Regions from separate parts of the Mus musculus genome. Here all the other regions are linked to region 3. The links are chromatin loops, found by intact Hi-C in ENCODE. Cell type or tissue: left cerebral cortex. All regions are shown on one strand. Region 1 overlaps Gle1 (GLE1 RNA export mediator (yeast)). Region 2 overlaps Nup214 (nucleoporin 214). Region 3 overlaps Sptan1 (spectrin alpha, non-erythrocytic 1). Region 4 overlaps Odf2 (outer dense fiber of sperm tails 2).

Region 1 (8,000 bases), 65 kb before region 3:
GGGGGGGTTTCAAGGCAGGGTTTCTCTGTGTAGCTCTGGCTGTCCTGGAACACGCATTGTAGACCAGGCTGGCCTTGAACTCAGAAATCCGCCTGCCTCTGCCTTCCAAGTGCTGGAATTAAAGGCGTGCCCACCACTGCCCGTTATATTTAATACACACACACACACACACACACACACACAAGTGTCTGTCTATGTTCATGTATGTACACTTGTGTGGATTTTCACAGAGGCTAGTTCTGGACCAAGAGTTACTTGTGGCTGTGAGCTCGGAACCACTCAGGTCCTCTGCAAAATCAGTGCATGTTCCTCACTGCTGAGCCGTTTCTCTAGCCCATGGGTTTTTGTTTTTTTGGGTTTTTTTTGTTTTTTGTTTTGGTCTTTTGGGTATTTTTTGTTTGTTTGTTTTGTTGTAGGGTCTTATTGTGTAGCTCAACATGGCTTGGGGCTTAAGACACTGCTCCAAGGATTGAGAGCTAGGATTGCTGACACAATATACTTGGTTTTTTGTTTTTTTTTTTTTGTTTTTTAATTTTTTTTTTTAGATTTATTTATTTATTATATGTAAGTACACTGTAGCTGTCTTCAGACACTCCAGAAGAGGGAGTCAGATCTCATTACGGATGGTTGTGAGCCACCATGTGGTTGCTGGGATTTGAACTCCAGACCTTTGGAAGAGCAGTCGGGTGCTCTTACCCACTGAGCCATCTCACCAGCCCAATATACTTGGTTTTGTCACAGGCTTTTTAAAAAAGACTGCTTTGAGCAGTGTTGCTGAATGCTTCAAAACATCCTGGCCAGCTGCTGTGGGGGTGGTGACTATGATAAACCTTCGGATGCTCTGTTGTGGGCGTACATGTTTAGAAATCAGGAGAATTTTGTGGGGTCAGTGCTCTCTCTATGGGGGGCTGCAGGTATCAAATTCAGGGTGTCATAAGGGTTGTGAAGCAAGGACCTTACCCATTGAGCTATCTCAATGGCTTTTTCTTTCTTTGAAATGGAGACTCACTGTGTAGCCCCGGCTGGTCTCAGAATTGTAGCAGTCTTTCTGCCTCTGCCTCTCAGGTGCTAGGGTTGCAGGCATCAACCACCACTCCCAGCTCTTTGAATTCTTTCTCTTCCCCCCCCCCCCCCACCCCCGCTGTCCTGGAACTCACTCTGTAGACCAGGCCTGCCTCTGCCTCCCAAGTGCTGGAATTAAAGGTGTGCACCATCATGCCTGGCCTTTGAATTCTTAAGAGAACAGGAAATTAGTAGGCACCAACATTTGATCATGTATACTCACTGGTCCAACTGGTCCACTCTAAAAATGTACTGTGTGTAATATGACTCAGCCCCACAAGGGAAGTCAATGTTAAGTATTGTCTCTCACTCTGATAGAGTGGTTATCCCACAGCAGAGAACCAAGCTGAGGCAGAGCGAGCCCTGCAGGAAATGCGGGACCTCCTCTCAGATTTGGAGCAGGAGATCACCAGAGCCTCTCAAGTGAAGAAGAAGCACGAAGAGGAGGCCAAGGTCAAGCGGCAGGAGTCACAGGTGCAGCAGGGGCCAGCGCCTCCCACCCAGACCTCTGCACCCAGCCCAAGCCCAGTAGGAGCACAGAATGAAGGTGGGTTGTGGTGTGGTGTGATGTGATGTGTCATACTACAGAACTGCCCAGGTCATCAGAACTCTTACCTAATGTGTTACGTATAGTTTTGGTTGATCTGGAACCAATTCTGTATTGTACCGTTTTCCGCAGCCCTTGAAAAGCCTGTCTCCATCTAGCAAGGGTGGCATTCCAGACAGTGCTACTGCTGAGCATTTGTTTGGTCGTTTTGGTGTTTTGAGACAAGGTTTTGTTGGGTAACCCTGGCTATCCTGGCACTTACTTTGTGACCAGACTGGCCTGGAACTCACAGAGATCACCTGTTTCTGACCCTTAAGTGCAAGGATTAAAGGATACCAACTCTCTACAGGAGCTGGCTGTGATTTTGCCAGCTCCAGATAGTTCTGTGATTGTGAGATGCTTGGCATTCTGGGGACTTCTCGTCGGGTATATAAATGCTAGGGCCCTTAGAGGTGGGGTAGGTTGCTTGTTGTTAGTTGTGTCCTGAGAAGAAAAACAAATTAGATATCATGGTGGTGAAGATCAAACTTGCCCCAAGGAAGTGAACACTCCTGATCATCAGGAAATCGTCTAATGATAATGTCTTCCCCTCTGACCCCTGACTTTAGTCAGGGATTTCCTTTCCTCTTTATCCTTTCTCCTATCTAGTGCTAGGGGGTTGGAAGAATGGAAGAAAGAAGAACCCCCCAATGTAGCAAACGGCCGGCTACAGCGATCAGCATAGCATTGTGTTTAGACCAGATAGTCAAATCTCTTTCTACTTGCTATAGCAGTGTGACCTGGAAAAGCAGCCTTTCTGTGCCTGTTTCTGGTTAAATGGAAAACGTATTAGTATCGACTCTGTAGTGTGATTGTGACACTGAAGCAGCCAGTGCATAGTGTAGTGCTTAGAACAGTCCTCGTGCAGATGCCGTGTCATACAAGCTCACTGCCACTAAGGCCTGTCTTTTGTTCTCAGACCTGCAGGTGAAGGTGCAAGATAGTACGATGCAGTGGTACCAGCAACTTCAGGATGCTTCTGCCAAGTGTGTGTTGGCCTTCGAGGACCTGACCAGCAGCAAGGATAGTCAGGTAGGGGAGAGATGGGTGGGCAAATTGTGGTGGTGTGCCCTACAGCCTGATGTTGTGAAAGAACATACGTGGTGTGTCATGGTCCTTCATTCTAGCAGCACGTGCTCAGCTCTGGACACCCCCACTTACCAAGTCATCATTCTCTTGACAGACCAAGAAGATAAAGATGGACTTGCAGAAGGCAGCCACCATCCCAGTGAGCCAGATCTCCACCATTGCAGGTGGGTCAGATGGGTGAGAATATTGTCCTTCACTTTGTTGTCTTATATTTGCAAACTCTGATAGCTGTGAGGTTCTTACAGTATTCAGGGCTGGAGAATATGGCTTAGTAGCAGGGCACTTGACAAGTGTATGCAAGGGCCTGGGTTCCATCCCCACTACCACACACATACACATACACACACACACACACACACACACGTTCAGATGTAGGTTGCATCCCTAGGTTTTTCAGTTTTTCTTCTTCAAACAGAAGATAGCTGGGTCTAATAGTACAGGCCTGTAGTTCCAGCTGGTTGAGGGAAAGCTGAGGCTGTAGGATCATAAGTTCAAGTACAGCCTGCATGAAGTGCAACTCAGACCCTGGTTCCTGGCCTCCAGATGGCTTTTAATTTTTCTCGTAAAGAGAACTTGGGAAGGAAGATGGGAGAACACCCACCTAGGAAGTCGCTTATAATCCTCACTCTTTTCCTGTTTGTTCTGTTTTAGCATCTCCAAACTCCAATACGGATGTATTGGTACTCTCCCTTAGGAGAGATGTAGAGAATAAGGCCAGACAAAGAAAGACCCTTTAGAGCTAGGGCTCAGTTTGAGTTTCACACAGCTGTATGTGAGGACTCTAGATTCCAGGCTGTACCAACAAAAAATAGGAGAGCAGCTAGAGAGCCCTCTTGCTTACTGTGCCCAGTGTCCTTTCAGCTTGTTGCCAAAAAAAAAAAAAAAAAAAAAAAAAGCTGAGGAATGTTGGAGACTGTGCCCTGAGGCCATTTGTCCACACTTCCTTCCTGCCCTTTGTGTCCTGAAATTCTTTGTGGAACAGGGCAGAGTATAAATAAACACATCCTGTGCTGGGGGTTAAAGTGTTGTTTTCTTTGTCACTGACAGCAGAGGGGCTGGCTGCTGTGTCCTGCTTGTCCTCATTGCTTCCTCTTGTCACCATAGTCTCACTTCAGCCACAGCCAGGAGACAGAAGCAGCGTGAGCCCCTCTGGAAGGCTGTTTTCTTTTTAGTCTGTTTTAGAGACAGAGGTGGCCTTCCTGCCCTAGTCAGCTCTTGGAAAGGTCTGCCTTTGTTCGTGTCCCCTGTCACCTGCTGGCTGCTGTGTGTTCCCTTCCTCAGCTGGGTTCCTTTTGCAGTTTCTTTCCCTCAGCCTTTAAATGTGCTTGAGTGGCTCAGGCCACAGCCTTGGCTCCCTAGCTCTTGGGATCTTAGTCTCTAGTCCAGCCAGTGTTTGCATTTGGCCTGTGGACTATAAGCTTCTCTCTGAGACAGCTCCTGACGGCTGCTCCCCAGGCCAGCCACCTTCTCCTTTGTGAGTTCTTCAGTCTCCTGGCCCTGCCTTGATTGATTGTAGTGCTTCCACGGGGCCTGCTGTCGCCCCAGAGTTCTGTTTATCCCTTGTAACCCCCATGGTGTCAGATGTTAAGCCAGTGACTCCTAACTCCATCCTGGCTCATTCCTTTTTTCCAAGTTTCAGAGTCTGTAGCAGCCATATTAGGACCTCTCTCCTAGCTGTGTTTCTCCTCTCTCCTAACTAGTATATCTTTTCTGTGCCTCTTTTCCTTCCCTTTCCTTTAAATAGCCGCTTGTCTGATAGACATCAGGAATGGTAGCTGGGAACCGGAAGCAATCCACTTGTCTGTGCCTGTTCTGCTTTGAGCCTTCTGAGACCCGGCATGCTCTGGAACTAGTGTAATAAGGTTAAGTGAGCAGAGCGTGGTGGGCACACCTTTAATCCTAGCACTTGGGAGGCAGAGGCAGGCGGATTTCTGAGTTCGAGGCCAGCCTGGTCTACAGAGTAAGTTCCAGGACAGCCAGGGCTACTCAGAGAAACCCTGTCTCAAAAAACCAAAAAGAAAAAAAAAAAACCCAAGGTTAAGTGAGCAAAAGAAAAAAACAACTTGATTCTCTCACTGAAAATGGCTGATAACAATCAGTGTAGGGAAGATTTCTAAGTGGACATGGGCTGTGGGTATAGTAGCCACGTCCAACATGGGGCAGACGGGCTGGTTGTGAGATCCAGACTTGTTATGGCTCTTGGTAACAGTACTAGCAGGAATGCACTGCGGAGAGACGTTGTCTTAGTCAGGGTCTCTATTCCTGCACAAACATCATGACCAAGAAGCAGTTGGGGAGGAAAGGGTTTATTTAGCTTACTCTTCCACATTGCTTTTCATCACCAATGAAAGTCAGGACTGGAACTCAAGCAGGTCAGGAAGCAGAGTCTGATGCAGAGGCCATGGAGAGATGTTCCTTACTGGCTTGCTCAGCCTGCTCTCTTATAGAACTCAAGACTACCAGCCCAGAGATGGCACCACCCACCAGGGGCCTTTCCCCCTTGATCACTAATTGAGAAAATGCTTTACAGTTGGATCTCATGGAGGCATTTGCTCAACTGAAGCTCCTTTCTCTGTGATAACTCCAGCTGTGTCAAGTTGACACAAAACCCAGCCAGTACAGATGTGTTTAGAGGTGGACACATTTTTTTTTTAAAGATTTATTTATTTATTATATGTAAGTATACTATAGCTGTCTTCAGACACTCCAGAAGAGGTCATCAGATATCGTTACGGATGATTATGAGCCACCATGTGGTTGCTGGGATTTGAACTCGGGACCTTCGGAAGAGCGGTCGGCACTCTTAACCACTGAGCCATCTCGCCAGCCCCAAGGTGGACACATTTAACATCCAAGTTAGTTCATCTATTCTGGAATTACTCATCCTGTCATTTCTGTGATGTCTTCTTAATTCTTTTTTGATTTCTTCCTATATCTCTGGTTTAAGGGATATTTTTGAGTCACTAGTGAAAATATCACTTCTGAAGGGATTATAGGAACTCGATATTTTCAGCTGAAGATGCTGGTCCTTTGATTGTAGGACTAGAGTAATGAACACAAATTCCAGTCTGCTTAAGCACAGGGAGGAGCAGGATTTGTCTTGACAGTAGTCACAGCCCTGTATCCCAAAGCACAGTGGCAATGCCAGGAAGGAGGAACTATAGTTACCATCCCCATCTTAACTGTTCATCTCCAGCCCCGTTTCACATATCACTCATCTCTGGGTCAGGCATCAGGGCAAAGGTCCCAGTAGGCAGTGTTGCAGGAGCAGCCACCTCAAGGATTCTCTCATCATTTAACTTTGTTTACTGAGGGGTTTGGAGTCCGTGGGTTCTTTGTTCTACATACATTTTAGTAAGTGTGGGTGTCAGCTCTGCATTCCTACAGCAGACTTATGAGGTATTAGGATTTATAAACGTAAGGTTCTTTTGGCCTGTGAGTTTTTTTGCTTTGTTTTGGTTTTTTTTTTTTTGTTTGTTTGTTTTGGTTTTTTGAGACAAGGTTTCTCTGAGTAGCCCTTACTCTGTAGAACAGGCTGCCCTTGAACTCAGAAACCTGCCTGCCTCTGTCTTCCGAGGGCTGGGATTAAAGGCATGCGCCACCACTGCCCGGTGGCCTGTGGTTTTAGAGGCATTGTTTTGTGCTGTTAGCCCTGTTGCTTTGGGCACAGCATGATGGGGAACACTGGGCAAGAACCGTGGACCTGGAAGCTGGGAAATGAAAAACAGATGGGATCGAGGTCCTTTAGACTCCTTCCTTCAAGGGTCTGTCTGCTCATCTGAAGACCCCATTCTAGTTCCCACCTGTTAGAAATTACCTCCCATTAGTGCTGTGCTGAGGAGCAAGCCTGTCCCTCATGGAGCTTTGCTGATCAGTTAAATTTCCACCAGTTAGTAGGCAACTGAAAATCCAAATGCCAGGAGTTTACTTCTGAGTCTCTAAGGGATGTCAGCTCCAGAGAAAGAGACATCAGCCAAAGCAGAGAAGACCCTTAAAGGACTTACATGCTCATCTGTGCACGCATTTGTGGAGGCCAAAGATTGACTGGGTGTCTTCCTCTATAGTATGTGGCTTGCTTTCTCCCTCATTTGTGTTCTCTCTTTCTAGGTAGATTGATTTATTTACTTTATGTATGTGAGTGTTTTGCCTGTATATGTCTATGTATCATGTATGTGTCTGGTGCCCAGGAGACTGGAACAGGATATTGGATCCCCTGGAAATGGCATTATGTACAGTTGTGAACTGCCTTGTTGATACTGGGAACCTGGGTCCTATGGAAGAGCAGCCACTTCTTGTGACCACAGAGTCATCTCTCTAACCTCTATTTCTTTGTTTTTAAAGATTTACTTTTATTTATGTGCAAGTAAGTGAAATGACCTCCAAGGCACCAGCTCTCCCTGGAGCTGGGAATCAAATCCAGGTCCTCCACAAAAGCAGTATGTGTTCGTCATTGCTGAACCATCTTCCTAGTTCCTCCACCTTGTGCAGTAAGACAAGGTTTCTCACTGAACCTGGAAATTAACATTTTGGCTAGACCGGCTGATCAGTGGATCCCCAGGATCTGCCTGTCCACCCTCCTAGTGGTGGGGTTTCCAGCCTGTGTTGTCATACTCAGAGTTTACATGACTGCAGGGATTCAAGCTCAGTCCATGGTGGTGCAGCAAGTACTCCATCCACTGAGCCATCTCCCCAACCCACGGTTAGATGTCTAGCTGTGATAGTGTTGGGGCTTAGATTCTAAACTTCTAAACAAATGGATCTCTGTAGGTTCTCTGCTTTGTCACTGTATTGTGAAAGAGATTGGCATGAAGTTGTATGTTGTGACAAGGTCTCATACCGACAGACTAAGCTGGTCTCCGGGTCACTCCATGGCTGAAGCCAGCCTTGAGTACCTGGTCTCTCTGCCCCTTTTCCAAGTGCTGGGACTAAAATAGGTGTGCACTGCCATGTCCAGCTGCAGCTTCATCTTTTTATTGCTTTTTCTTTCCCGTCCAGGTTCAAAGCTGAAGGAGATCTTTGACAAGATCCATAGCCTTCTCTCTGGAAAGCCTGTTCAGTCTGGTGGGCGTTCCGTGTCTGTCACTCTTAACCCTCAGGGGCTGGACTTTGTCCAGTACAAACTGGCAGAGAAATTTGTGGTGAGAAATTTTGTTGTCAGAGGTCTGGGCAGAAGAAGCCGGCAGACAGTACTGAGCCTGGCTGTGGGTACTGATCCTGGCTGCAATACTAATTTGAAATTGTGCCCATTTTTGTGTTCCTAGAA
Region 2 (8,000 bases), 2.0 Mb after region 3:
GACTTTTTTTTTTTAAATAGATAGGGTTTCTCTGTGTATCTCTTACTGTCCTGGAACTTACTTTGTAGACCAGGCTGGTCTCAAACTCACAGAAATCCGCCTGCTTCTGCCTCCCCAGTGCTAGGATTAAAGACGTGCACCACCACTGCCACTTGTTTCTGCTTTTTTGAGGCAGTCTCTCACAGTGTAGTTTTGGCTGGCCTGGAGCTCTCTGTAGACCAGGATGGCCTTAATTCAAAAGATTTGCCTGCCTCTGCTAGGAGTATTAGAACATAAGGCATATGCTATCATGCTTGGCTAAGTTTACATGTCTTTGATTCTAGAGATTGGATTTTTTTCCTCTGAATTAGGCTCTCTGCTTACATTTGTTAGCCTTGACTTTTAAGTATGACTGACTACTTTGGTTAAAACCTAGATCCTTTGCCTCAGTTATTTTATCTCATCTAAGTATTTTTTAGGAGGTCTTTGACTTCATCATTTTTGACATTTTTAAATAGATGAAGTGGTTGCACTCTCAGACTCAACTCTTCGAGAGAGCTGAATGAAAGGCTTTCATTTATAGGACCCTATCTTTAATTCATTTGGAGTTGCTTTTAAATAGTGTTTTGAGGCAGAGCCCTGAACGGTTATTTTCTGGTTAATGAAGTACTGCAGAATGAGGTTGAGGCCTCGCTCTTTAGAGTTTGCAGTATGCAGGCTTATTGCGCTTTCCATCCACCAAGTCCTATTAGCCTGGTGCCTTTCGTTCCACACGTTGTCTGTCTTGAGAGTTTCACGTGTGGTATCCTGTGGAACCCCTGCCACGGAAAGACCAACTCTACCCACTCTTTGTTTTCCTTCCTTCCTCCTTTCTTTCTTTCTTTCTTTCTTTCTTTCTTTCTTTCTTTCTTTCTTTCTTTTTTTTTTTTGGTTTTTCGAGACAGGGTTTCTCTGTGTAGCCCTGGCTGTCCTGGAACTCACTTTGTAGACCAGGATGGCCTCGAACTCAGAAATCCGCCTGCCTCTGCCTCCCAAGTGCTGGGATTAAAGGCATGCACCACCACCGCCCTGCTCCACTCTTTGTTTTCTTTACCGGCACCATTTGCAGCCCCTCTGTCCTCCCTCCCTTATCTTCTGTCATGTGGAGCCCCCGGGTTACAGTTTACATTTGTCCTTTTGTTTCTCCTTGGTTCTCGTTACAGGAAGTTTTCCTGGTACTCCATCTTCCCCTCAAGCTCCACAAAACCTGGACGCTCCAGCAACAGCCTCTTCGCCTCTTCCACCTGTGTCCGCTGCTCCCACCTCCACCTTCCCTATGCCCTCTGCTGCAGGAAGCCCTTCTGTGTTCTCCTTTGGCCCTTCATCCTTCAAGTCTTCTGCTTCTGTCACCGGGGAGCCCCCACTGTACCCCACTGGCTCCGACAGCTCCAGAGCAGCACCAGGCTCTGGCACCTCCACTTTCTCTTTTGCTCCTCCTTCCAAAGGCTCCCTGGCGTCGACCCCTGCAGTGGCTCCTGTGGCCACATCTGCTGCTCCCTTCACTTTTGGTTTTAAGCCCACCTTGGAAAGCACACCTATGTCCAGTACCCCAAACACAGGGATGAAGCCTTCGTTCCCTCCCTCGGCCTCTTCGGTGAAAGTCAACCTGAATGAGAAGTAAGTCACCTTGAAAGGCCGACTTTTCGGAAGACTGGGTCCAATAGTGCATGGTGGTCAGTGAGCTAGTCACTCGAGGGCAGTACTGAACAGTCCTTCTGAAGTAGCACTTAACAGTGGGAAACGAGCCAATGGGAAGGCTGTGTCTGCTCTGCAGCGGAGTCCAGAGTGACTCTTAAAGGGCTTCAGCTCTCTGACTGTTAGAAGTTCACACTAAGTAGTTGTCTCACTTTCTCAGCCTATAAAGATAGCAGGTGTTGCTTATTTTAAGAAGGAAGCTGCCCAGAGCATGCAGCCTGGGAAGGAAATCGGACTTTTGTAGTTTTTTCCTCTCATAGCTACTCTTGACTATCAACTGTTTTCTGTGCGGCCAACAAGGTGACTTGAGCAGTTAGAGACACATGAGGTCACTCTCCTGCTTGCCGGTCGGTCCCCTAAGGTTTCTTGTTGCGCGTTTCTTTACAATTCAAACCTTTTAGTGTGGGATCTAGTTTCCTCCAGATCTAGTTCCAGTCATCCCGCTCATCCTTTATTTATTTACCTCTTGGTCTTTTTCTGTTCTCCCAATAAACTGAGCGTGGAGAGGGAGTGTTCCCCTGTATTGTACAGCCTTTTCCAGTTGCAGTGGGTGTCAGAACCTTCAGTTTGGGGGTCTGCTTGCCTCATTGCCAGGATGTCCTCCTGCAGCCAAACTGTCATTGCTCAGATGAGATCCACATGTGGCTACTTCATTTTATTTATTTTTTAAGATTTACTTATTTATTATATGTAAGTACACTGTAGCTGTCTTCAGACTTCCCAGAAGAGGGCATCAGATCTCAATACTGAGGATGGCTGTGAGCCACCATGTGCTTGCTGGGATTTGAACTCAGGACCGTCAGAGGAGCAGTCAGTACTCTTAACTGCTGAGCCATCTCTCCAGCCCCGAGCCACTTCTTGGTATTTCATTTTGTTGGGCTGCTTGTTCTTTAACTGAGCTTGTCTACATTGGTGGAGCTGACTTGACATTCTTACTAGGTCATGGTGTCCCAGAGACAGTGACTTGCTTGCTTCCCTGGTGTTCTCACAGCCCAGAAACAATCATCCTCAAAACTCATTCTCTTGCTTTGTTGCACCACCCCCTTAAAACACACATACACACATACAAACGCACACGCACCCACGTACACACGCACCCCCATGTGACAGGGTAGAAAATAGATGCCTCCTGCACTGAGTGCTTCGGCTGTGCTGCAGTTGATGAGTAGGTGGTAACTGTGCCCTCACAAGAGTAAGCAGCACGTGTGCTGGTCTGAAAGCAGAGATGGCTTGTCAGTTTTTCTTGGCTATCACTGCTCACGCCTGGTGGGAAAGAAGCCTCTAACAGACTGTTGTGACAGAACTGCATTTCCGTTTTTAGGTTCACCGCTGTGGCCTCCTCTGCACCTGTTCATAGCTCCACGAGCACACCCTCCGTGTTGCCGTTCTCCTCCTCCCCGAAGCCAACGGCTTCTGGACCACTCAGCCATCCTACGCCTCTCCCAGCATCATCCAGCTCCATGCCTTTGAAGTCTTCGGTCTCTCCCTCGCCAGCAGGTAATAATCTCTGAAGCACACACGCCTTTTTAGATGGGTGGGTTCAGCAGGTTAAGAGTCCTTGCTAATGTCGTGAGGGGAGGTTTTTTTATTTTTGTTTTATGAGATAGGGTTTCTCTGTGTAGCCTTATCTGTCCTAGAACTCATTCTGTAGACCAGGCTGACCTCGAACTCAGAGATCTACCTGCCTCTGCCTCCTAGTGGATAAATGGTGTGCACCACCACAACTACCATCTGGCTAAGTTTTTTATTTGTTTGTTAGTTTGTGTGCTTGTATGCTTGAATATTTTAATGTGCTGTGGTTGTGGTGCTCTGACTTAGTGATTCACGGTGGGTTCAGATCTGCTAGCCTTTACTTAGAGATCATGGAAATTCAAAGAAAGTGTCTCGCCCTCACATAAGCTGGTTATGACCTAGGTGCTCGCCCTCACATAAGCTGGTTACTGAGCTGCCCTTCAGCATGGAGGACAGGAGCAGCCCTCGGGGAGACTTGCGCTTACTGCTCCCGACACTGTGGAGTACAGTTTCCCATTAGCCACTCTGAACATGTGATGAAATGGGAATAGTTATAGACAGGATCCAAGGCTTCCGAGACACCAGCCCTGCCTTCCTGTCACATGTCTTCCAACCTGGTTGCAAAAGTATAAATACTGTGCTCGGTTGGCACCAAGGCGCAGTGAATCCTAATAGTTTACATTTTTGCTTATCTCTTTCTTCCTTTTATGTAAAAATTTGAAAATATTTGAGAGTTAGTTGCAGACATTGGGAAACACTTGTCCTCGAGCTAGATACATGGGTGCCTATAACCTAAAAGCCAAGGCTATTACACTCAAGAGTCACCAGTCAACTCTAGAGTCCCTGACATATTTCTCCAGTGGTCTGACAGCTGGGTTGTTTGTTTTGTTTTGTTTTTCCTCTCTTTTTCTGTTCATCTCATTAGCATAGACAAGAAAATCCCCAGCTTAGTGGTTTTGGGACCATCCCTGTTAGGGTTGGATTGTTTCCACATGATAGAATTCAGGTTGAAGATTTGGGGCGGTCACACCACATGGGAGATGTTCTTCACCAAGCATGCTGTTCCTCAGGCCGACTGTAAAACTGTTTGAGTTTGGGCTTGTGAGGGCTTTTGCTGTCTGTCTTTTCCTATGTGGATGTGCATGCGTGTGAGTGCAGTTACTTGGGTAAATCAGAGGTGCTCGATCCCCTAGAATTGGAGTTACAGGCAGGAGCCTAAAGAGACCTTGATCTTAAATCCTCCCTGCCTGAGCCTCCTGAGTGCTGGGAGTGTAGGTGTGCTTCACCAGGCCCAGTTTGGTCATCCTTCTTTAATGCAGATGGTAAAAGTGGAGCCAGGGACAGTGTCCGCTGTAAGCCACTGACACTATTGCTCCTTTGCTCTAGCTGGCCGCTCCACTCAGACTGCGCCAAGTTCAGCACCCTCCACAGGGCAGAAATCACCCAGGGTAAACCCTCCAGTGCCAAAGTCAGGTTCTTCTCAGGTAAGTTGAAATTTCCTTGATACACTTGAATGTTACTAACATGGCCTTTGTGCTTTAGAATTCAGACATGGAAACAGTAATTATAACTATAGGAGACACTGAAGTCAACATGTACTTATAAAAGCAATTACCTATTTACTTTCTTTTTCCAGACATGGTCTCACTATGTAGTCCTAGCTGACCTGGAATTTACTCTGTAGACAAGGAGGCTGGCCTTGAACTCGAGAGATCCTTTGCCTCCTGAGTGCTGGGATTAAAGGCATGTAGTACCATGCCCAACCTTTATTCAGTTTTTTGTTTTGTTTTTTAATTTATTTATTGTATGTATAAGAGTACACTATCTTCACACACAACAGAAGAAAGCATCAGATCCTATTACAGATGGTTGTGAGCCACCTCACAGGCCCTCTGGAAGAGCCTTCAGTGCTCTTAACCACTAAGCCATCTCTCCAAACCCCTCTACTTAGCTTTTTTAATTCAAAGTAATTTATTTAGAAAGAAGTTCATGGCCTAGAGAGATGGTTCAGAGGTCCTGAGTTCAATTTCCAGCAACCACATGGTGGCTCATAACCACCTATAATGAGATCTGACGCCCTCTTCTGGCCATGGTGATAGATCATTGTATACATAATGAATAAACAAATCTTAAAAAAAAAAAAAAGAGTCCATGTGGTATGTGTACAGCTCAGTTGTCATCAACTAGTATACCTTGGAAACCAGCAAATAATTTGACAAAGGAAGCATTACCAAGATCTCAGGGCTATTCCTTTCGAGCCCTGGCTTTAGGTCTTCATCCTTGCCAAGAATCATTCACTCTTTTGTTATCTAACAGTATGCAGATTAATTTAGCAGATTTATTGATTTCTATCAGTAGATTGAACATGTAGTTTTACTATGTTCCTGATGTCTGTTTCGTCTCTGTTGCTGTCTGGAGTAGATGATTTATTGTGGGTACTGCTGAGTAGTTTCCAGCTAAAGCTATCCTGAGTAGCATTGCCCGGTCAGTGTGGTTGATGTCTTCTAGTGAATATATGTGCACCTTTCTTTGGGGTTTAAGCTTAGTCATTGGATGGCTGGACCACAGACTTGGACATGTCCCTTAGCAAATTGTCACCCATGGTTGACACTTTCATCCTGTCCTCAGTTTTTCCAGGTTTGGTATTTTCATCTTACATTGTATTTGGGTTTTTTTGTTTTGTTTTTGTTTTTATTTAACTCATTTTCCTAGTGATTAGCAAAATTGAGTTTTGTTTCATTTTAATTTTAGCCATCTGTGTTTTTTTTTTTTTTATATAGTCTCTTAATGTTCTTAACATTTTTCTGCTGGTTGGTGCTAGTTTGATTTCTGTTGCTGTGATAAAACACTAACCGAAGTGCCAGGCTGTGGTGTCACATACCGTTAATCCCAGCACTTGTGAGGCAGAGCCAATTCCAGGACAGCCAGGGCTTCATAGAGAAATCCTGTCTCAAAAACCCAAAACAAGGGCTGAAGAGATGGCTCAGTGGTTAACAGCACCAACTGCTCTTCCGAAAGTCCTGAGTTCAAATCCCAACAACCACATGGTGACTCACAACCACCGTATAATCTTATGCCCTCTTCTGGTGTGTCTGAAGACAGCTACATTGTACTTACATATAATAATAAATAAATCTAAAACAAAAAACAAACAAACAAACAAAAAACCCAAAACAAAAAACATACAAGAAAGTCTGTAGATTTAGGGGAGGAAAGGGTTTATGGGTTTCCCATTCAAGGTCACAGTCCATTATTGAGGAATCAAGGCAGGCTCACTTATTGTTCCACACAGCACCACCTCTGACCAGGGAACTAACTTCACAGACAAAGAAGTACAGTGGCACCATGGAGGATGCTGCTTGCTGGCTGGCTCTCAGCCGTGCTTGTCCTTAGCTTCCTTATACGGTTCATACCACCCACCTATGGCTACTAGTGCCGTAGTAGACTGGGCCCTCCTTCCCCAGACAATCCCCACAGACATATTCACAGGCCAGTTTGAACTAGGTAGTTCTTCAGTTTAGGCTTTCCTCTCAGGTAACTCTTAGGCTCCATCCTGACAATTAAAGCTAACTGATGGTCTTAACTGATCTTTCATGTGTGTTGCATACAGGATTGACTCTAGGGTTTTGTGCATGTTTAACATGCACTCTACCACTGATCTGTGCCATATGTAGTTCTTCAGAGAGACACAAACACACAAGAAAGCATATACAGAACACTCTCTTTGTATTACCTATTTGTATAAGATCTTTATTTTTAATATAACTGAATGATTTTTATTTTTAACTTTTATTTTGCAGCTCTGAGATTGAACTAGATAGGGAACTACCTATCATTGAGATATAATGCCAACCTAGTTCTTGTGTGTTACAATAAGTGCTTTTCACGTAATGCTTTTTAGAATTGCATTTATTAGTGTGTATGGTATGTGCACGTGAGTGTGATGAGGTCAGTGAAGACTTGGGTGTCCCTCTCTGTCACTTGCTTCAATGTGTCAAAGTATCTCACTGATTCCTGAAACTAGGTAGGCAGCCAGTATGCTCCAGAGAGCCTCTTGTCTTTTCCACCTAAGCTCTGGGCTCTGTGCACCCCTGGTCACACCCAGCTTTTTATGTAGGGAAAGGCATTTGAACTCAGGTCCTCATGCTCACACAACAAGCATTCTTACTCACTGAGCCATCTCCCCAGCTTCTCATGACTTGTTTTAGGAATCATTGCCAATTTCAAATTCAGGAAGATTTTCCTATGCTGTCTACAGCTTTGAAACTTACTTGTATTTAAGTCAGTAGCCATCACCTCAGCTTGTTCTTGAGGTTTTAAGGTTCTGTCAGTTTCCCACTTGAACATTCCAGGAGCAGGAGTCCTGCTTTTTCCTGTTGTACCTCCCATCCTGGGTCCTTCCATCCCAGCACACATTCGTGCTTTGTTAGTTTATAGCACAATGCCCAGCTTATGGGCATCTGCTAGGTGGCTGCTGTTTGGTGACTGCTCATGCAGTCTAAAACCATGTCAGGACCCATCAGATTTTCCCAGCCCTTGCCCAGCACTGACAAACCAGGGCTTTGCATAAGCGCAGGAACAAAAGTACGCCCCCACCCCCCACCCCCGCCCCCAGGTCCACTTGCTTCACTCACAGTACTTCTTCCTATTCCAGGTCATGTCAGTCATGTGTCCTATATCTTGGTTTATCATTACATGTCTTTGTCAGGCTGTGGCTGTCACTTGCCTCTTGGAGTCCTGACTGCTGTACCTTTTTTTTTTTTTTTTATAATTTT
Region 3 (8,000 bases):
CCCTACCTCCTCTTACCATTCTTGAAAGATTTTGAGCCAAGAGGAGTCTGTTTTGTTTTGATTATAAAATGTGTGGGGTAGGACACTGTGAGGCTCCTTGGGTGTTTACAAGGAGGAAAAGCTCAGTCATTGGCTTATTTCCCTTTTCCTTCAGGACACTGTTAGAAACCACAGCCTAGTAACCACATTATCCATGGAAGGAGTCATTTTTTATACCTTACTAGTAACTAGTCACAGCAGCCTGTGTTTGTAGATCTGTTTTCTGGAAGGTTCTTTGGTGTGGACAAGAAAGTACACCATTCATGACGCTGAACTGCCCTTCCTTCAGCTGCTATCCTCAGGGTTTCACTCTCTCCTGGGTAGGCCTCACCCTGCAGCCATCTTCACTTAGGTACTTGGTGTTTTCTCACACTTTTCAGTAGTCTGTACTTCAGATGTTGCCAATGTCTGTCTACGGTTCTGTGGATTGACTGTTGGGACCTACCTGGTGTCAGTAGCAGATGTGTCTCTGAGTGGACAGGGTCTTAATGGGTTTTCTATGCTCTCCTCTCACAGTCTGCTCGACTGATGGTCCATACAGTGGCTACCTTCAACTCCATCAAGGTAAGAAGTGGTGACCAGCTATCCTGCTTATCCTTGCTCTTCTTTACTATCTTTCTTACTTGACAACAGTAGGGGCTTGTCCTCGTGCTGGAGCATGCTGTGACCAGGCCTACTTAAGTTTCTTGATCTAGACTCCAACCTGAGTATGTCTTTACTTTTTTTTTTCTATTGCTATGACAAAACACTATGGCCAAGGCAATTTATAAAATAAAGTGTTTAATTAGGCTTATGATTTCAGGATAGAGTCCATGATGGCATGGCAGCAGGAATAGTTAAGACTCTCATACAAACAGGAGGCAGAGAGAATACATAGAGAATGGCCAGTCTTTTGACACCTCAAAGCCTGTACATCTTCCCCAACAGAGCCTGTTCCTTCCCAAACATCCAAAGGGGACCAAGTATTCAAACATGAGCCTATGGGAGTCATTCTCACTCAGACCAGCACAGAGCAGGCCTGAAAACCTTCGCTGGGATTTCCAGTGGAATAGGAACCTTACCCAGTTGTGCTCTGGTCCAAGACTTCATTGGTTGTCGTACTGAGAGAAGATTCTCAGAAGTCTCCATTTGGCAGTTACTTGTAGACACCATATGCCCAGCACCAAAGCTAGCTTATCCAGTGTTGCAAATGTTTCTAAGTCAGGCTTTTTGGGGGTTTGGAGGTTATTAGATATGACTTTATTTGCTCTTCAAAAGATCTCTGTTGTGGTACGCTGCTGTTTGCAAGACAATGAAAAATTACAGGCAAAAAAATTATTTTCCCAAGGTCTGGTTGTGGGTGTGGCAGACAGGTTAGAAGAGAACTGACATTATCATTCTCCTGTAGGAGCTGAATGAGCGTTGGCGGTCCCTGCAACAGCTGGCTGAGGAACGTAGCCAGCTCTTGGGCAGTGCACACGAAGTACAGAGGTTTCACAGGTGAGGGTACCAAGCATTAGCTGGGACAGGAGGAAATAAGAACTTTGCCCCTTGTAGACGAGGCTTGCTGAGTGGGACCTCAGCATAAGTAGCTATGCCTTACTGATGTTTGGGCTCTTAACATCAAAGCCATGTAAGAACAGTGGATGTTGTTAATCCTGTTGGGAGTGAATGTGTGCAACTACGACAGATATGCATATGCCAGCCCTGGGACAAGGCAGTGGTGCTTGTCACTCACTCATGTGTCTTACCTCCAGAGATGCTGATGAAACTAAAGAATGGATTGAAGAGAAGAATCAGGCTCTGAACACAGACAACTATGGCCATGATTTAGCTAGTGTCCAGGCCCTGCAGCGCAAACATGAAGGCTTTGAGAGGGACCTTGCAGCTCTTGGTGACAAGGTGAGAGATGCTTGAGGAAAGCTGAGGCCTGAACTCTGCCCGTCAGAGCTGTTTCCCTGAATTTTCTTACAACTCTTTGCTCATAGGTGAATTCCCTTGGGGAAACAGCCCAAAGGCTGATCCAGTCCCACCCTGAATCTGCAGAGGACTTAAAGGAAAAGTGCACAGAGTTAAACCAGGCCTGGACCAGCCTAGGGAAGCGTGCAGACCAGCGCAAGGCCAAATTGGGTGACTCCCATGATCTGCAGCGCTTCCTTAGCGATTTCCGGTAAAAAAAAAATGTCTTAGTTATGTTTCTATTTCTGTGATAAAATACCATGACCAAGTCAGCTTATGTAAGAAACTGTTTATTTGGGGCTCACAGTTTGGGAGAGATAAGGGTCCATAACCATCATGGCAAGACACACAACAGCAGGCATAGCACTGAAACTGGAACTGAGAGCTCATCCCCGCCCTGCCCCCTCTCTTTTTCTGTTTTTTTGAGAGTTTCTCTGTGTAGCTCTGGCTGTCCTGGAGCTCACTTTGTAGACCAAGTTGGTCTTGAACTCAGAGATGCCCCTGCCTCTGCCTGTGAGTAAAGCCTCTTGCCACCACTGTCCAGCTGAGAGCTCACATTGTGAGGCACAAGTTAAAGGCAGGGGAACCAAACTGGGAATGGAGAGGCTTGTGGAGTCAGCCCCCAGTGATACACCTCCAGCAAGCCCACACTCCCTGATCCTTCCCAAACATTTCCACTAGGCAGGGAACAGGCATTCTCATATATGAGCCTGTGTCAGTCATTCTCTTTCAGATAGCATGTGAAGTGTCATTCAAAGATTCTTGCTACATAGGACCTTTGTAATAGTCAATTTTATTATAAAAGTGACCATGAAATATAAAATACTCAAACTACCAATTGCCAAAAATCTACAGTAAGTCTATTCCTGTGTGCACTGTGGTTTATGCATGTTCACTCAGGTTCATGTCATCTTACCAACTGTGTTTTCTTCTTTAAATACATATTTCATATCATATAGAATTTATTCATATTTCATATTAATCTTTTCTACCACCTTTTTTTAAATTGAAATTAGTTTCAGTGTCACAGAGAAGTTGAAAGAGTCATACAAGAGCAACTGGTATTGTTACCTGTTGTCACCAGTTAATTTAGTTGACATTCTCATTAATTATAGGTTCTTTTGTTTTCTGAGCAATAGCAAATAGGTTGTAGGTCAGATTTCCCATGATCCAGTGCCCCTGTCTTCTAATGGCTGTATGACACTTCACTGAGTGGATGATCACGGACAACATGATTTCTGTGGTCAGACATTCCCTCTCTTGGATGGGAGCCAGCAAAGGATACCCCTCCACTTCCCAGGCTTAGGATCTTTAGAAAAGCAGGAAGTACACTTACTTAATCACTGGACAGTGGCCTGTTCATTGTTTTCTCTGAAGAATTTTGGGCTATATTTTGGGATTTTTGTGCCTTTGGGTTTTTTTAGTTGCTTTTTTTCTTCCAAAAACTTTGATTATTACATTTATTTATTGAATTATGTCTGTATACATGCTTGTGTGCCACCACTCCCCTGTGAATGGTAAAAGAAGTCAGTTCTCTCTACCAATGTATTTATATCAAAGGCAGGACTGTACTCTCTGAACCATCTTGTTGCCCACATCCTGAGACTCCTATTTTATTTTACTACTTACGTATTTATTTATTTGGGGTTTTGGGGGCAGGGTTTCTCTGTGTAGTCCTAGCTGTCTTGGAACTTGCTATGTAGACAGGTAAGCCTGGAGCTCAGAAACAACCTGCCTCTCCCTTTGAGCACTGGGCTAAAAGTCCTGCACCTCCACAGCCCACCCTCTTTCATCAAACAAACAGCTGGGCATGGTAGCGCACGCCTTTAGGGCAGAGGCAGGCAAATTTCTGAGTTCAAGGCCAGCCTGGTCTACAGAGTGAGTTCCAGGACAGCCAGGGCTATACAGAAAAACCCTGCCTCAAAAAAACAAAAACAAAAAGAAAAAACAATACTACAATTGTATCATGCCTGCTTTTGCAAACCCTCATATGGACTCCCTCTTACTCTCTTTCAAATCATTGCCTCTTTCTTTTTTTGTTGTTGGGGAGTGTGTGTGTGTGTGTGTGTATACATACTAAGTCATACAATGTTACTTTTTTTGTATATGTTTCAGGGATGACCTTTTGGTATTGGATAACCAATTGTACTTTTCCCCGTGGGAAACTCTCTCTTCATCTCAGAATTGCTTACTTTTTCTACATTAGCATGTCCATTGGCATTGTTCTTGTTCAGGATGTTTAAGCAGACACTTTGCTGAGACTACTGACATATTTAGAAAACTTTTGCCCCCTTTCTGCATGATCCTGAGCCTTGGGTGCAAGACTTTTAGCCCAGTGCTCAAAGGGAGAGGCAGGTTGTTTCTGAGCTCCAGGCTTACCTGTCTACATAGCAAGTTCCAAGACAGCTAGGACTACACAGACTTGGTGTTGTGGATAGGTGTAACAGTTGGGACTGGGCTTCATGACTTGACAGGTGAAGGATCCCCCTTTTTTTGGTACACAAATAAGCTATATAACCCAGTCCTATTCAATTTATGTCTAGGTTAACCTAAAATAATCCTCTAATGCAGAAGAGATAGAACTGGTTCCTAGACAGAGGCCTGCTTGATTCCAGATAGTGTAGTAAGTATTCCTCTGTGAATCTTGTTTCTAGGGACCTCATGTCTTGGATCAATGGAATACGAGGGTTGGTATCTTCAGATGAACTAGCCAAGGACGTCACTGGAGCTGAGGCTTTGCTGGAGCGACACCAGGTAGGTCCTGCTGGCCTAGTGGCCTTACCCGTCCCCGTCTTGGGAACCAGGGCTTGACACTAGTATGGGCATCTTCAGCAAGTTATCTAATCCCTTTACTCCTCTTGGCAGGAACACCGGACAGAAATTGATGCCAGGGCTGGCACTTTCCAGGCATTTGAGCAGTTTGGGCAGCAGCTGTTAGCTCACGGGCACTATGCCAGCCCGGAGATCAAAGAGAAACTTGATATTCTTGACCAGGAGCGCACAGACCTGGAGAAGGCCTGGGTCCAGCGCAGGATGATGCTGGACCACTGCCTGGAGTTGCAGGTATGTACACTATGTCTCATCAGGTATTTTCTTACAAGTGGCCAACTCCTCCTTCACACCTACTTGTCCACTCTGTAGCTGTTCCATCGGGACTGTGAACAAGCAGAAAACTGGATGGCTGCCCGGGAGGCCTTCCTAAACACAGAAGACAAAGGAGACTCGCTGGACAGTGTGGAGGCACTGATCAAAAAACATGAAGACTTTGACAAAGCTATCAATGTCCAGGTAGGTCCTGGACCTCGAGGTCCTAGTCTGGATTTGTCCTGAGTCACATCTTATTTGTAGCCAGGAGTACATAGTGAGAATCTTTCCCTTAAACAAACAGGTGCAGTAGAGTACTGCCTACTATGCTTGAGGGTCCTGGGTTCAATCCCCAGTTCTGCAAAAAAGCTCACACCAACTAAGATTTTCATACCAGTTACAAAACAGAAACATTATATTGGGCTGGCTACATGGCTTCCTGGTTAAGAGCACAGATTTACTACTCTTGGAGAGGAATTGATTTCAACTCCCAGCATCCTCAAGTGGTTCACAAGTACATGTAACTCTAGCTCCCGGGGTGCTTATGTCTCTCTCTGCTGCGGGCCCCCACACTCAGCGTTTACATGTGCATGAACACATACCTGTAATGAGAAATAATTTTTTTAAGAAAAAGTATATTCTGTCATACATCCAATGAATACTTTCAATGAATGTTGTGAAAATGTGTATATGAAGAACTATTTTTAAAAATGGGCCATATGTGGTAGCACATCTTTATTCCTGCAAGTACTGAAAAAGCAGAGACATGTAGAGTAGACATATGTCTGGAGGTTGAGGCTAGCCTGGCCTACATAGCCAGCTCCAGGCCAGCCAAGGCTACATAGTGAGACCATGTCTCAAAACAATAACAAGAAACCTCGAAATAGCAGCTTGGTGTAACACTCCTATAATCTCAGCATATGGGAAGCTGAGGCAGAAAGATGGAGTTTAAGTCTGGGCTATGTGACAAAACTGTTTCCAAAGAAACAAAAAAGGAAAGTTTACAACCCAGGGTTAGAGCACTGTTGAGTGTGCTGCAGACCCTGGGGTCATCACACGGTCACAAACAGCGAGCGCTTAAATCCTTGGGTGAAGCCGGGTGTGGTGGCCCACGCCTTTAATCCCAGCACTCGGGAGGCAGAGGCAGGTGGGTTTCTGAGTTCAAGGCCAGCCTGGAACAGAGCAAGTTCCAGGACAGCCAGGGCTACACAGAGAAACCCTGTCTAAGAAGAAAAAAGGGGCGGGGGGTCCTCAAATCAGTTCTGTATTATGGAATGATGACACAGCTGGAGCTCCCTGGTACAGTACTTGCCTAACATGAAACTTGGGTTCAGACCACAGCCCTTCAAAACATAATAATGGAATAGAAAAAGTTTAAGTTGTTTATGAGTATTTGTGTGCAGGTTTCTAAGTATACATAGCATGTGTGTGCAGTTCCCTCAGAAACCAGAAGATAAGTAAGTGATCCTGTAGGAGTAGAGTAGAATTATAAGGAGCCACATGGTTGCTGGGGATAAAACCCAGGTCCTCTGCAAGAGCGGCAAGTGCTCTTAATGGCTAAGACATCATTCCAGCCCCCCAGATTTGTTCTATTTTGTATTTTGAAATGGGGGTCTTTCTGGATAGTCCTGCCTACCCTGGAAGTGGCTATTTGAAACAGGCCTTGAACTCACAGACACAAAGATCTGCTTGCCCCTGTTGGGATTAAAGGCATGTGCCACCATACCCAGCCTCCCTTCCCCTTCCCCCAAAAAAATATTTTTTGTAAGATGTATTTATTATATATGAGTACACTGTCATTGTTTCACTATCTTCAGACACACCAGAAGAGGGCATTGAATTCCATTACAGATGGTTGTGAGCCACCATGTGGTTGCAGAAATTGAACTCAGGACCTCTGGAAGAGCAGTCAATGCTCTTAACCACTGAGCCATCTCTCCAGCCCCCACCCCCAAAATATTTTTAGGGCAAAATATTATGTTTTGATAACATAATTCACTAAAACAAGGAACAAAATAGATAGCTGTAACTTGAAAACCATTTTGTTGAAAACAGGGCAGTGATCATTTTATGATTCTAATTTGTTAGACATCTGCTGGTGTCCCTACACTTGCACACCTCAGTATGACCTTAAGTCCTCTTGAATTAAACCCTACTCTAGTAATGATGATAATCAAGCTGGCTTCTAAAGTGTCGATGTGTTCCGATCCTGCTACCAGTTAGTTTCGTCACTCAAAGTGTAACTATCTCCTCTGAAAACTATCAGGCTGACAGGCTTTCTTCAGCCCACCCTGACCTCTTTGCCTGTTGCCTTTAGGAAGAAAAGATAGCTGCCCTGCAGGCCTTTGCCGACCAGCTCATTGCCGTTGACCACTATGCCAAGGGAGACATTGCAAACCGACGCAATGAGGTCCTTGACCGGTAGGTGTCCTGCGATGGTGACAGTCCCCAGCTCTGAGAGGATGAATGTCCACATGTGAGAAGCCATACCTATTCCAGCTTCTTCTCTTATTGGAAAGAACACTCATATTTGGTCTTCACACTCAGGTGGCGCCGCCTAAAAGCCCAGATGATTGAAAAAAGGTCAAAACTTGGAGAATCTCAAACACTTCAGCAGTTCAGCCGGGATGTGGATGAGATTGAAGCCTGGATCAGTGAGAAGTTACAGACAGCCAGTGATGAGTCATACAAGGACCCCACCAACATCCAGGTAAGGGGCTCCTAGGACACTTGTTCTGAAGTGCCTTGTCACTGAGTAGAGCTGTTAAATGGGACTCTTTAAGGGAGTACACCTATAAAACTGTGTGTTCCATGATAAAGCTTAGAAAAAGTCCACTGGGTCAGTAGAGCCATTTGAAAGCTGCTCCCTTGCTAGACTTTGTCGAAGCTATAACCTGTCTAATGGAGCTGCCCCTGTGCTGTTCCCATGCGCCGATCTT
Region 4 (8,000 bases), 110 kb before region 3:
AAAAAACATTTGAAACATCATGGTGAATGCCTATAATCCCAGCTTTTGGGAGGTTGAAGCAGGAGGATTGCTAAGAATTAGAGGCCAGCTAGAACTTAGTGAGGCTTTGTTTCGAAATCAAAAATAAAGAAATTGGAACACAAATAGCAAGGCATCACTCATTTTTATTGAATGGGAAGGAGTTTAGAGAGGTGCTCAGGGGTTAAGATCACTGACTGTCTTTGCAGAAGACCTGGGTTCGATCCCAGCACCCATATGTCGCCTCATGTCCCTACTCAAGCTATACTGCTTTCTCTCATGTGACACCCTCATCTGGCCTTTGCATGTATGAGGCACACACATGTTGCACAGACATACAAGCAGGCAAAACATGCATGCACATAAACTAAAAATCAGTAAATCATTTAGGCAGTGGTGTTGTGAGCCTTTAATCCCAGCACTCGGGAGGTAGAGTCAGGTGGATCTCAGAGCTTGAGGCCAGCCTGGTCTACAGAGCAAGTTCCAGGATAGCCAAGACCACAGAGAAACCCTGCTTCTAAATAAGTAAATAAACAAATAACTAAATTTTTTTTTAAAGATTTATTTATTGATTATATGTAAGTACACTGTAGCTGTCTTCAGACACTCCAGAAGAGGGAGTCAGATCTCGTTACGGATGGTTGTGAGCCACCATGTGGTTGCTGGAATTTGAACTCTGGACCTTCGGAAGAGCAGTCGGTGCTCTTACCCACTGAGCCATCTCTCCAGCCCAAATAACTAAATTTTTAAAAAATTAAAAAAAAAAAAATTTTAGAACAGAAAGAGGGTAAAAGATTACAATTATCCCATGTCACCAGGCACACTGATAACAAGTTTTTGAGACATTGTTGCTGTTGAGACAGGGTCTCAGGTAGCTTAGGCTGGCTTCAAATTTGCTATTTAGTTGAGGATGTACCACTTGTGTGCCTCATGTCCATGGAGGCCTGTAAAGGGCATCAGCTTTCCTGGCACCGGAGTTACAGATGGTGCCTGTAACCTGGTAGATGGTAATGTGCTAGCTTGTGAGCTGCATGTGGTGCTGGCATCAATCTGGTCCCTCAGGAAGAGCAGCCAGTGTGCTTAACCAGGGAACTGTTGCTCCAGCCCCAGTGTTTATTTCTATATATGTATTAAGCAGCTAGTGCTCTTAAGCACAGAACCATCACTCTAGCCTCAGGGTTTATTTTTATATATGCATTTGTGGGAGTGGACTTTAAATCGGGTGCCCTAGGTTCTCAGAGGCTTTGCATTGTCCTGGACTCGGACAATGGCTGTTGCTCCGAATCAGCTGAACATGGGTACTGACAACTGAATGCCAGTTCTCTACAAGAACAGGTTACCTTCTTCATGCTGAGCTGTCTCTCTTACTCCATCAGATCTTTTCAAGTTTTACTTTCTGAGACAGGGTCTTTTTGATTATCCCTGGTTGGCTTAAAACTCACTGTGTACCTCATACTGGCCTCACATTCAGAGATCTGCCTGCCTCTGTTGAGACCCCTGGCATTTACCATCATCCCTGACCTCCCAGCACCCCCCTCCTTTTTTTTGAGACAAGGTCTTTATTATTAGGTAGTTCTCTCACTGTCCTGAAATTCACAGTGTAGACCATGCTGGCCTTGAATTCCCAGAGCTCTACCTACCCTCTGCTTCAAGAGTGCTGAGGTAAATGCCTGTGCCACCACACCTAGCTCCTGCCCTTTTTAAAAATTAAAAAGATGTATGTCTAGCAACTGAGCCTACATCTCTAGCCTATTTCTAGATAGCTTAAAAATCACATATATTTATTTGTATGTGCAGGTACATGCAGGTCAGAGAGTAACTTGGTTCTGCCCTTTAACTTACTGTGTAGAGTTTGGCTGTATTTGCATAGAAGCCATGTGTCTGAACTTATGTGCATGCACAGCTAATTCACAAGTGCTAGGAGGGTCTGTAAGCTGTGGTGAGTGCGGCTTACCTCCCAGCATGGCATATGTTTCCTTTTGTTTTCTGAGACAGCCCCATGTTGTCCCAGCTGGTCTTGAAGTCTCTGTAGAGCTGAGACTGGCCTAGAACTGATCTTTCTGTCTCCACATCCAAGTTGCTAGGATTCCGGGCACCAGCCAGCACACCCAGCTTCCATCTCTGCTATGCTTTACTATACTATATATTTAGCTTTTGCTCCTGAGGATTGAATCCGGGTTTTTACTACTGTTTTATTTTTCTGTTGTGTTCAAATTCTGTTTATTTAATTATTTTGAGATGTCTCACTATGCAGCTCTAATTGGCCTGGCATTCTTTATAAAGACCAGCTGGTTTTCTACTCAGCAATCACCTGCCATGCCTGGCAAAGTTCCTGTTAACAAGCATCATATATTATACTACGTTTCCTTTGTTTGTTTTGCTTTTTGAGAAAGGATCTCAATGTAGTCTAGGCTCTCCTGGAACTCACTATGTCAGTCCCCTGCATCTGCCTGCTGAGTGCTGGAGTTGAAGGTGTGTGCCACATGCCTAGCATGCATCATATTTTATGAAAAATAACTTTCTAGCTGGGCAGAAGTGACTCACACTGTTAACCCCAGTACTTGAGAGGCAGAGGCAGGCGGATCTCTGAGTTTGAGGTCAGCCTGGTCTACAGAGTGAGTTCTGAGACAGTCAAGACTACAGAGAGAAAGAAACTTTTTTTTTTCCTTTTCCTTTTTTCTTATTTTTTTCCAGAGTTGAGGACCAAACCCAGGGCCTTTCGCTTGCTAGGCAAGCGCTCTACCATTGAGCTAAATCCCCAACTCCAGAAACTGTTTCATAAAACAAAAAACAAAACAAACCCCCAAAAGCGTGAAGAGGCTTGTGCCTATTGTAGAGGTTCAGGTCTGTAATCCAAGCACTGAGGAGGCCATGGCAAGGAGATGGCTCTGAATGAGGCCAGCTCAGGCTCCAAGACACTGTGTCAGAAGAAAAAGGATCAAAGCATGTGAGGCATTGTCGCTCACAGCTGTGCTGTTGGCACACAGAAGTATGAGGCAGGAGGATTGCTGGCACACAGAAGTATGAGGCAGGTGGATTGTCAGAAGCTTGAGTCCATTCTGGGCTACACAGTAAAGTCAGGCCAGCCTGGATCCACCCACTTGCCTTGTCTGCCAAATGGTGGGTTATACCTATAATCCCTGTAATCTTTGCACTGGATAGTCTGGGCTCCTGCATGAGATCTTATTTAGAAAAACAAACAAGGTCTTACTCCCAGCACTTGGGAGACAGAGGTAGGTAGATCAGAGTTTGAGGCCAGCCTGGTCTATAGAGCCAGGAATTCTAGAAGCCAGGGCTCCCCAGAGAAACCCTGTCTCAAAAAACCAAACCAAAACAAAGGGTGGGGTAGGCCGGCAACAAGATGCTCTCTGTGTAAAAGAACCTGCAGCAGCCTGGTCTGATCCTGAGTTTAGTCCTTGGGACCCATGTGGTTGAAGGAGAGAGATGTTGCTGTGAGTGGCTGGTGAGATGGCTCAGTGGGTAAAGCTGTAGTCTGATCATTCAAGTCTGGTGACCTGAGCTAAATTCCTATAAATCATGGAGGGGTAAATATCAAGACCCAGCCTCAAAAAGTTTTCCTCTGACCTGCATGTGTACACCATGGCATGCACAAGTATAAATACATTCACACACACACACACACACACACACACACACACACACACACACAACTTAGAAAAAGAGAGATGCTGTGGAAGTGAACCCTTTTTTTTGCTGTAGGTTGCTGGGAGAAATAGTCCTTGCCCCCTTGCTTGGAAGCTTAATCCCAGAGATTTCCTGAGGTGTCTTGTTCAAGCTCTTCCCTGGAGTTCAAACTGCAGCTGTTTTTCCTGCTTTGTCTTGGGTCGGCCTCTGTCCCCTTTCTGGTGATGCCTACAAAGGCATGCTTTACATTTTAATTTTGACTCATGCTTTACATTTTAAGCAAAAGGGCAAGGTCCTACAGTTGGGATAGAGGTAGAAATACAGACCAGAGGCCACTATAGTTCCTGAGGGCACTTTATTTATTTATTTATTTCAGATTTTTTTATTTTATGTGTATGGGTGCTTTGTTTGCAATGTATGTATAAGCATGTGTGGTCACACAGGTCAGCAGAGAGCATCAGCTCCCCTGGATCAGATGGTTGTGAGCTACCATATTGATGCTGGAAATTGGACATCATCTACTGCTCTTGCAAAGGCACTAGGTTCAATGACCAGAATTGCAGTTCCAGGGCCATGCAGTGCCCATGGAGCTAAGGAAAGAAATCAGATCTCCTAGAACTGGAGTTACAGACAGTTGTGAGGCATCCTTTTTTTTTCTTTAAAGATTTATTTATTTAATATATATGGGTACACCACACCGATGCTGTCTTCAGACACACCAGAAGAGGGCATCAGATCCCATTACAGATGGTTGTGAGCTACCATGTGGTTGCTGGGAATTGAACTCAGGACCTCTGGAAGAAAAGTCAGTGCCCCTAACCCCCGTGCCATCTCTCCAACCCAAGGCACATTTTCCTTAGGACTGTATAAGCTGTTTCTGTAACTTTTTTTTTTGTTTTTGCAGTGCTAGGGGTTAAAACACTTCCTTCGATGAGTTCTTGCTATGTTGCTCAGGCTGGGCTAAATCTATAGGCTCAAGTTTTGATCCTCCTGCCTCAAATTTTGCAGTAACTGTGACTAAAGATGTAGTGTTAATATTTATTTTATTTTGTTTCTGAGACAGGGTCTCATGAAGTTAGGGCTGATCTTGAACTTGCTCTATAGTGGAGGATAACCTTGAATTTATATGATCCTCCTGTCTCCACCTCTCAAGTGCTGGGATTCCAGGTGTGTGCCACCACTCCCAGCTGCTTACTTCGTGCTAGGGATTGAACCCAGGGCCATGTGTATGATAGGTCCTGAGCTATAGCCCCCGCTCTTTATCCTTCCTGTCTAATTTGGCATATATATGTTTATTCATGGCTGGCTTGGAACTCACTGTGTGGACCAAGCTGGCCTTGAATTCACAGAGATGCACCTGCCTCTGCCTCCTCAGTGGTTGGATTACAGAGTATATATGTGAGTGTGTGCATATATTTAAGGGAAACCAGGAGAGAGCATCAGGTTCCCTGGAATGGACTTATAGGTAGCGGGAGCCACCTGATGTCCTGGGAGCAGATTTGGTCCTCTGCAAAATTCAGTACACACTCTTAACTGCCAAGCCGTTACTCTCTTAAGTTTTATTTGATAGGTATTTTGCCCTAGTATATGTAAGGCACTGTATGTGTGTCTTGGAACGTAGAAGAGATAATGTCACATCTCTTCACATTTTGGAAACGGTTTCTCTGTGTAGCCCTGACTGTTCTGGGACTCTATAGACCAGGCTGGCCTTGAATTCACAGATCCTGAGTGCTGGGATTAAAAAGGCATGGCCACCACTTGCACCACCATGTGTTTGTTTGTTTCTTTTTCTCTTTTTTAAAAGGTTGAGTGTCTTTATGTTGCCTGATCTGATCTTGAACTCCTCTTCCAGAAGTCTCAGCCTCCCCAGTAGCTGGGACTATTCAGGCACACAGCACACAAACCTAGCCTTCTTTATAACTTAACATTCTAACCCATGCCTTTTTCAATGTTAGAAATTCTTCAAAACCATCATTTAGACTTGGGCAGGTAATGTTTCCTTCAGGAGGGTCTAGAGTGGTTGATTCCTGGGCAGGAGCTCTGGGTTGCCATTGCAGTGTGTCGGCTCTGCCAGTCACTTTGGCAGTCAGCAAAACTCCACAGAGCAAATAAGTACACTTCCGTCCGAGGCTTGGCCTTAGCAGCTTATCTATCTTTCACTCCTTTGCATCAGAATCCACCTCATTGCCTGGAGATCACACCACCATCTTCAGAAAAGCTGGTCTCGGTGATGCGATTAAGTGACCTTTCTACAGAAGACGACGATTCAGGTCACTGTAAAATGAACCGTTACGATAAGAAGATTGACAGTCTAATGAACGCGGTCGGTTGTCTCAAATCTGAGGTGAGGGAGCTGCTAGGCTGCATAGCTGGTACCCTGAGGACAAGCAGGTTGGGCTAAACTGGTTAGCCTGTGGATGCTTCCCTCAGGCTGCCTCTGTGAGCCTTCCCAGGGCATCTATTTGGAGTGGTCAGCAGGCAGCTTAAGTTTCCACCATGCTGGGAGCCCTCTCTGAATACTTGGCTTTTCTGGTACTCTCAGTGGGTGGCCAGATTTGGTTCTGGTGTTAGCCCTTGTTTGTTTGTTGTGTGAGGCATCATCTCACTATGTAGCGCTGGTGGCCTCAGAGTTGAGCTGTCCTCTAGTGCCTACTGGGGGCTGCAGTTTTAGGAGTGTGCCGCTCCCTGGCTTAGTGCTTCCTTCCACCCAGATACAGTGTCTGTAAAACAGAGAGCACAGCCTGTGCTACTGAGAAAAGCTGAACAGGAGTAGAGGAGACAAAGGAAATCTCTCTTCACACGTGGCAGGGATACTTGTGGGGAGGGAGATGGGAATGGAGCTGGAAACAGCCAACACGTAGACCCCGACTTGGAAGCAGGGAGTGCTGGCATTAAAAGCCAGGTCCTGACTGCTAAGGTACCTGCGTCTTTTTAACTCTCCACTCTACTGGAGGTTCTAAGACCTGGCAAAAGGCCCTCTTACCCCATAGCCACTGTACTTTTTTTGTGACATCTTTCCTCCTGTGGCATGCCAACTGCACTACTGTTGCTGCCTGGCCCCACCCTGGCTGGCACGCATCACGCTTTGTATTCAGGTTCTTCATGTATGCCTGGAGGAGGAGGACAGGCAATGTTTGTGTGGCTGTTTACTGGGACAATGTCCAGAAGCTCCCAAACACAGAGCCCTATCACTTTCCTTAGTAGGGTTACATGTAGCAATGGATCTTCAGGGACAAGCCATCTTTTTGGCTTCCCTTTCCTGTATCCCCTTTCCAAGGTCAAGATGCAGAAAGGTGAACGCCAAATGGCCAAAAGGTTCCTGGAGGAGAGGAAGGAAGAGCTGGAGGAGGTGGCACACGAGCTTGCAGAGACGGAGCATGAGAACACGGTGCTCAGACACAACATCGAGCGTATCAAGGAGGAGAAGGACTTCACCATGTAAGGGACCAGGCGGAGTCACACCTTCCTGCTGGCCCAGAGCCCTGGAAGCAAAGTGAAGACAGTGGCGGGAGGCAACTCTAGTAGTGCCTGTGGGGAGCCAGCACAGCATATGGCTGTCCCTCGAGGGAAAGAAGGTCCCAGTGGTGGTGGTGTGAGTAGTAGACAGAGAACTCCTTTAAACGGGCTGTTGGGGAAACAGGACTGTGGGGTTAGGCAGGCATTGGAAGAAGAAATGTGGAGAACATTTTGTGGGGAGACCCAGGGTAGACATCATTTATCCTGAGCAGTAGGATGTGGGTCACGGCTGGCTGCAGAGGGTGAAAGCTGCCACAGAGATTGCAGGGCTTGGAGTGTCGGCATGAGTTTATATATACACACTTGTAAGGATAGAGTCCACAGCCTGAACGTAGCATGCTTGGTGCTCTACCTCTCAGCCACACACACCCCACCCCCCCAGGCTGGTTGGTAACACCTTGAGGATGTGGGGAACATTTAAAAGCTGAGCCGTGATTAGGCACCGTCGTATATGTTGTAGACAAAGTAACAGGTCGTAGGTCCAGCAGGATTGGGAATTCAAGCCCAATCCTTCAGACATAGCAAGTTCCCAATCCAGCCATGGGTATTAGAAACCCAGACTCAAACGGCCAGAGCAACTGATGAGAAGGGGTGAGTGAGCTCAAGACCATGGAGGTGGTCCTGATAGTCAAGGCCATAGGTCATGCCGTGGGACCCCTTGGTAGAGCTTTTGCTCTCATCCTGAAGCAGGTATGTCTCTGGGCCCTCATCCTTCCAGAAGGCTACCTGGGTAAGAAGGGCTGTCTGTTCCTCTTCCTCATTGTTTCTCGGCAGGAAACATTTCTCAGTGTTTCTTGAGGGAGTCTCTCAGGCCATTGTGA

What was found. Hi-C counts contacts between places; a loop is a spot of excess contacts. Peaks named below come from ENCODE experiments on the same cell type or tissue, not always from the same donor. Only the 100,000 strongest peaks of a DNase experiment are listed, where the experiment ranks them.
Region 1: a loop joins it to region 3, with 2.1 times the contacts of the local background. A loop is called at or near these places in 3 of 42 quality-filtered maps.
Region 2: it touches region 3 in a loop (6-fold over the local background); 2 of 42 quality-filtered maps call a loop at or near these places.
Region 4: a loop joins it to region 3, with 2.6 times the contacts of the local background. A loop is called at or near these places in 4 of 42 quality-filtered maps.

Annotation. Positions count from the first base shown.
Region 1 is chr2:29,941,158-29,949,157 of GRCm38, forward strand. Gle1 (GLE1 RNA export mediator (yeast)) reads left to right here. Exons shown (of 16, transcript NM_028923.3): 7 at 1,381-1,609; 8 at 2,568-2,680; 9 at 2,832-2,901; 10 at 7,733-7,875; 11 at 7,999-8,000. Among named protein-coding and RNA genes, the nearest start is that of Gle1, 9.7 kb to the left of the region's middle. In left cerebral cortex, no CTCF peak of the experiment used is centred here; no DNase peak of the experiment used is centred here.
Region 2 is chr2:31,993,342-32,001,341 of GRCm38, forward strand. It overlaps Nup214 (nucleoporin 214), which reads left to right. Exons shown (of 36, transcript NM_172268.2): 12 at 1,182-1,635; 13 at 3,035-3,210; 14 at 4,612-4,709. Among named protein-coding and RNA genes, the nearest start is that of Gm13609, 20 kb to the right of the region's middle. In left cerebral cortex, a CTCF peak has its summit at 3,401 (motif pointing left); a DNase peak (open chromatin) is centred at 2,888; H3K27ac peaks cover 531 bases.
Region 3 is chr2:30,006,068-30,014,067 of GRCm38, forward strand. Sptan1 (spectrin alpha, non-erythrocytic 1) reads left to right here. Exons shown (of 57, transcript NM_001177667.1): 28 at 556-603; 29 at 1,427-1,518; 30 at 1,776-1,920; 31 at 2,007-2,188; 32 at 4,632-4,731; 33 at 4,843-5,040; 34 at 5,119-5,265; 35 at 7,379-7,482; 36 at 7,609-7,771. Among named protein-coding and RNA genes, the nearest start is that of Mir6997, 14 kb to the left of the region's middle. In left cerebral cortex, no CTCF peak of the experiment used is centred here; DNase peaks (open chromatin) are centred at 4,914 and 5,112.
Region 4 is chr2:29,895,241-29,903,240 of GRCm38, forward strand. Odf2 (outer dense fiber of sperm tails 2) reads left to right here. Exons shown (of 21, transcript NM_001369060.1): 5 at 5,837-6,007; 6 at 6,941-7,101. Among named protein-coding and RNA genes, the nearest start is that of Odf2, 9.3 kb to the left of the region's middle. In left cerebral cortex, a CTCF peak has its summit at 4,383 (motif pointing right); no DNase peak of the experiment used is centred here.